Regions from separate parts of the Homo sapiens genome. Here region 2 is linked to region 1. A link is a loop called in an ENCODE intact Hi-C map of the cell type or tissue named here. Cell type or tissue: mammary epithelial cell. All regions are shown on one strand. Links, peaks and the distances in the headings refer to the core of each region. The heading gives the core; the rest is flanking DNA.

The links. A loop is a pair of places that touch in the nucleus more often than their neighbours do. Peaks named below come from ENCODE experiments on the same cell type or tissue, not always from the same donor. Only the 100,000 strongest peaks of a DNase experiment are listed, where the experiment ranks them.
Region 2: it touches region 1 in a loop (10-fold over the local background); 3 of 110 quality-filtered maps call a loop at or near these places.

What each region holds. Positions count from the first base shown.
Region 1 is chr1:18,997,155-19,000,063 of GRCh38, forward strand. All of the region lies in intron 1 of LOC105376815 (a long non-coding RNA gene), which reads right to left. Among named protein-coding and RNA genes, the nearest start is that of IFFO2, 42 kb to the left of the region's middle. In mammary epithelial cell, for the core only: no CTCF peak of the experiment used is centred there; a DNase peak (open chromatin) is centred at 1,357; H3K27ac peaks cover 1,426 bases.
Region 2 is chr1:18,911,638-18,914,546 of GRCh38, forward strand. It overlaps IFFO2 (intermediate filament family orphan 2), which reads right to left. Exons shown (of 9, transcript NM_001136265.2): 6 at 326-446. Among named protein-coding and RNA genes, the nearest start is that of ALDH4A1, 11 kb to the left of the region's middle. In mammary epithelial cell, for the core only: a CTCF peak has its summit at 1,606 (motif pointing left); a DNase peak (open chromatin) is centred at 1,594.

The DNA of each region.
Region 1 (2,909 bases), core at 190-2,689:
GCCTACTTCTGTGTATTGGGATCTAACCTTAAGTCACCATGGTTCAGGGATGGAATCGTTAGGGGTTTGTCCCAAATCCACAGGTCAGGAAACAGCATCCTACTCCTCATTTAGGCAGAAATAACATGGAAATAAACACACGGCAAGGGATCCCAGCTAGGCAGCACAGCCAGGTCCAGAGACCTCCAGAGAGCCACAGGGTGTGTCCCAGGCAGAGTCAGGCTAGGAACCAGGAAGAATCAGGGGCATCACCCAGGGATGGCAAAACAGGCACAACCCAGTAAGAAGTAGACCCAAGAACCTTGGCAAGCAGAATCAGCAATGGGCTCTTCCTCTGCCCTCCTGCTCACCCCTCCTGGTGGGGCACAGTATCACTAAAGAAGCCACATGCCGGATGATGGGCTGGGAGGGCAGAACCTTTCCCTAGAATGGGCATGGTGCTGCGGTGCCTGGCCCTGCTGCCAGCCCAACCCAGCCCGGCCCGCACCAGACAACCAAGCACAATGGCTCTCTCAGGCAGGCAGACAATTCAACCCTTTCAGGCCAAGGGCAGCCGGGCTGGCATTCCCTGCACCTCTGTTTCTCTCTGCCTCCTGTAAGTGAATCACTCAGAATTAATGACCCTGGGAACAATGAATGGGGAGCAGGTTTGGGTTCTTCTTGAGCAGACAGAAGACTGGATCCTAGGAATACCCATTCCATGGCCACTGATGAAGACCAGAGCAGTGGATGCTCCAGGGTCACGGAGGCATGCTGCAGGGTGCACAGAATCATTACTGACTGTGGTCATCCGAACCATAGAGTGTGAGGGCCGCAGCCTCATGGATTGTTTGAGCCACAGATTGTTCTAGTCACAGAGCCACAGAAATCCAGTGTCTCAGAACCATCAATTACTAGCATCCTAGAATCAGTAGCTCAAGGAACCACAGGCTTCCAGGACCATCAATCATCAGTTGCCAGAACTCAGCTGTTTAGGGTGGGAAAAGAGCCTTAGAGACCATCCTGTCTGAGGCTTCATTCTGCAGTTAGGGGAACCCAGTCAGCTGATCAAGGTCACAAAGCTAGGACTAGTGGCCAGGCCTTGCTACTCCCTGTCCTCACTCCATTCTAAAGAAGGGCGCAGGAGCGGCAGCAGCCTCAGCTCGTGGACGCTAGGCTCCTCGGAGGTTGGTCTGGTCCCCCCGTAGAAGATTATCTGACACTGTCAGGGCACTTGTGGTCAAGCCCTTCCACTGCATCAAAACCAGAGGCTTCGTGGATTCTAATGTGAGGATGATGTGTTTTGCAAGTCTGGACAGGCCTGGATTCTTTTAACCAATCCTCCACTTCCTCGCCTAATAAGGGAGAATCATGCACCCTTGTGATTTTACCTGGGGCTCTGCCTACTGGTGATTACACAGGAGAGCGAGCCAGTCCTCCTGGGTTTCAGCTTGAGATACCCATTGCCTCATCAGGGTCACTTCAGTTCACTGCTAAGCCACAGAAGGAAATCCAACCTCACTTTCTAAAGGCCTATCACATGCTAGGTTCAAGAAAGTTACTAATACTAAGAAGAGAGAGACCCCATCCCCACCTTTGAGCCCCTTAGAGTCCACTGAGACAGTCAGATATGTATGTGATTATATTAATATGTCAAAGCAGAATGTGATGGTAATACACACAGAAGAGACAGAAATTAAGAAAAGCTTCATGAGAGAGGGGCATCATTTAAATGGAGTCATTCAATGGCTTTTCTACATATCAGTTCCTGACTTCTGCTTCTGGCTGTGATGGAGTAACAAGGACTGGACTTACCTTCCCACCCTAAGCAACTAAAAAACTGAACAAAACCAGCCAGGCGCGGTGGCTCACGCCTGTAATCCCAACACTCTGAGAGGCTGAGGTGGGCAGATCACCTGAGGTCAGGAGTTGGAGACCAGCCTGGCTAACATGGTGAAACCCCGTTTCTACTAAAAATACAAAAAAAAATTGGGGGGGCATGGTGGCACATGCCTGTAATCTCAGCTACTTGGAGGCTGAGGTATGAGAATCATTTGAACCAGAGAGGTGGAGGTTGCAGTGAGCTGAGATTGTGCCACTGCACTCCAGCCTGGGTGACAAGAGTAAAACTCTGTCTCAAAAAGAAAACAAAACAAAACAAACAAACAAAAAAACAGTCCATGAAATAACTTTTTTCAATCATTGAAAAACAGGAATGACTTAATGTGACTCCTAAGAGAAGATAAACAAATGAAAGGAGCCCTATGTTTGCCTTGGTTTTCTTCCTGAAGTTATATTCCAGATCATGGCTTGGGGCGAGGCATACCAAGCAGAATATAGTACTCTTGCAGAACTGAGGATTTGGAGACTGGAATTCAGGGATTCAGCCAGAAGTTGCGTGGCACAGTTCCAGAAAGGAAAACACTATGCAGAAAATAAACTCCAGAAATCTGCATGGGATGTTTTTGAGTTGTTTCTGAGTCCTAGGTCACACATACATGGGATCAAACCCTATGAGACTGGGCAAAGAACAGCTGGAAAGTTGCAAGCTGAACAATTTCCAGAGTTGGCACAGACCAGGAGACACTGCAGTCATTTAGAGTGGTTAGAACTCATTGAAAACCCAGTCAAGGCTGGGCATGGTAGCTCACACCTATAATCCTAGCACTTTGGGAGGCCAAGGATGAAGGATCACTTGAGCCCAGGAGCTTGAGACCAGCCTGGGCAACATAGTAAGACCCTGTCTCTATTAAAAAAAAGAAGAAGAAGGAGAAGAAGGAGGAGAAGAAGAAGAAGGAGAAGAAGAAGGAGAAGATGGAGAAGAAGAAGAAGAAGAAGAAGAGGAAGAAGAAGAAGAAGAAGAAGAAGAAGAAGAAGAAGAAGAAGAAGAAGAAGAAGAAGAAGAAGAAGAAGGAGGAGGAGGAGGAGGA
Region 2 (2,909 bases), core at 167-2,666, 86 kb before region 1:
AAGCGATTCTCCTGCCTCAGCCTCCCGAATAGCTGGGATTACAGGTGCCCACCACCAGGCCTGGCTAATTTTTATATTTTTAGTAGAGATGAGATTTCGCCATATTGGCCAGGCTGGTCTCGAACTCCCAACCTCAGGTGATCCGCCCACCTCGGCCTCCCAAAGTGCTGGGATTACAGGCATGAGCCACTGCGCCTGGCCCAAAGGGGACAGTTTAGCTGTGTGGTGGGGGCTGTAGAAAAATAACAGGGATGAGGGACCATTGAAAGGCGGTGTCCCCCAGACCCCTAGTCCTGGCCTTTGGGAAGCCAGGCGCTGGGCTTACCTCGCCCTGCAGGTCGATGGTCGGATTGCAGTTGGTGAAATCCTCCCAGAGCAGCAGCGTGTCTTCATTCTCTTCCCACGTCAGGCTGTCACAGTCGTCGTCAAAGTCAAAGGTCTCCCGCCTGTGGGGGTGACACCAGAGGGCATGACTGAACAGAAGGCAGGCTCCAGGGACCCATACAGGGGACAGAAAGGGGCAGCTGCCCAGCAGGTACACAGCTTCAAGGCTGTCCTCAGGAAAGACAGGGGTAGTAAGCCAAAGGGGACATTCGCCTTATCCAAAAGGAGTTTAACTCTTTTAAAATGCAGAATGTATTTATGTATTGCTTGTACAATTAAAAATGTGTATTTTTTTTTTAATGTCAGGCTTTAATTAATTGGGACTAAAGATATTTTCCTCCAAGTCCAATCTTGCAATTTTCCTCATTCATTTAACAGCTATTTCTTGAGCCTCTAGTTTGAGTGAGATGTTCAATATAATATCATCTTCTCTGCAATTTGGAAAGGTTGGTATTATACCTATTTTACAGATGAAGAAATGGTGGCTCAGAAAGGATAACTCAACTGTCTAAAGCCACACAGCTAGCATGTAGCAGAAATAGGCTAGAATGCCGAATGTTTCTGTTTCCTACAGCTTTTTCCTCCCCATCAAGACACTCCCCAAGCACCCATTAGGTGCTGGGCACTGGACCAGCCACTAAGCATGCAGCAAAATGCAACGCCCTCAAAACAATTCCACCCTCAAAACAATCCTATGAGGTAAGCATAACTATCGTTCCCATTTTGCAGGTGAGGAAACAGAGGCTCAGAGGGATTCAGTGGCCTTCTAGACCAATACATGCTGGAAATGAGATTTGAATTCAAAGCCTGGGAGATGTCAAGACCTCCCTATTGGCTAGAACTAGAAGTAGGTTGACCAACCAGGCAGGTTTGCCTGGGACTAAGGGGTTCCCAAGATGCCTTGGTTACCCCAACTGGAGGAGACCTAAAGATCAGCTCATCCAACATACCCCTATTTCCAAGGGGAAGGCTGAGTCTGTAGGAGTGAAATCACTTGACTCAGTGCATCGGTAGCACAGGACAATGTGGACCCTGTCTCCAGGCTGCCATCCCAGGGCTCTCCCCATTGCCTGCCCTCCCTCAACTCCTTCCTGGATCCTCCAGAGCAACAATGAGTGTTCCCAATGGACTGGGTTGGGGACTGGGCCGGTCCCAAGAAGGCCGTCTGGTAAAAAGCTGCCTCGAGCGCCCCCTGGAGTCAGGCCGGGCCGGCTCCCCTCCAAAAGCCATTCCCACAGGAGCCCATAGGTGGCTCCCCGAGTCCAGGGTCCTGAGCTGGTAGGGGGTGGGTGCTGGAGAGGGCCGTGTGGCCCGGAGCCGCCAGGGTCCAGTGGTCACTGCATCACACACTCAATTCCTGACTTCACTTCCTTCCCAGCGTCTGGGATCTGAAGGAAACCCCAGCCGAGGGACAGGAAGCTGGAAAGGACAGAAAGACGGGCAAGAGAAGGGACTCGGAAGAGGCCTCCACTTCACAAATCTGCGGAGTGGGGCTGAGGAGGAGCCTTGGCCCCAGCGGGGGAGACCCACACGTTCCCCCTCTTCTCCTTGGTCTGAAGCCCAAACAACCGACTTGGATCAAAACAAAACACAACTGTAACACGGCTGCATTATTCAAACACTTCATCAGATCTGGCCAGGGGCAGCCTGGCTAGGGTCCTGCCCACAGCTGGTGGAGATGTCCATGGGAAAGGCCCAGGGCCCCGCCTGGGGTGGGGTCAGGGCGGCCCACACAGAACTGCAGAATGGGGGTGGGGGGTGATCAAAGTGATCAGAGGTTTCGTTGTTTGTTGTTGTTGTTGTTTTTTTGTTTGTTTGTTTGTTTGTTTGAGACGGAGTCTCGCTGTCGCCCAGGCTGGAGTGCAGTGGTGCGATCTCGGCTCACTGCAGGCTCCGCCCCCTGGGGTTCACGCCATTCTCCTGCCTCAGCCTCCTGCGTAGCTGGGACTACAGGCGCCCGCCACCACGCCCGGCTAATTTTTTGTATTTTTAGTAGAGACAGCGTTTCACCGTGTTAGCCAGGATGGTCTCGATCTCCTGACCTCGTGATCCGCCTGCCTCGGCCTCCCAAAGTGCTGGGATTACAGGCGTGAGCCACCGCGCCCGGCCTGTTTGTTTTAACTTAGGTAACTTTACAACCAGCTAAATCGAATTCCATACTGAACCCAATTTAGCTCTATCAACACAGAGGCGCCCACTCCTGCAGCCAGTCTCGCCTGACTTGGATCTGAATGCTCTTTCTACACACTGGAGCCTTTGCCCATGGGGCCCCCTGGCTTCCACTCTGATCTGTCTCCTTTTTAGCTCACTCCATTGCTGGTCAGCTTAACAATGCCCTGGGGACTTTATAAAAGCAGGGACAACAATTTCTTCAGATAAGTCCTTTAATTTAACCACATGGACCCAGCCTGGGATCTCCGGGACATACAATCCTGTCTTAGGGCTCAGAAGTGCCCAGGGCAACGTTCAGAAAACCTAGACCCAACCACTGCTTCTTTCCAAAAGCCCCTATTGGCCAGGTGCAG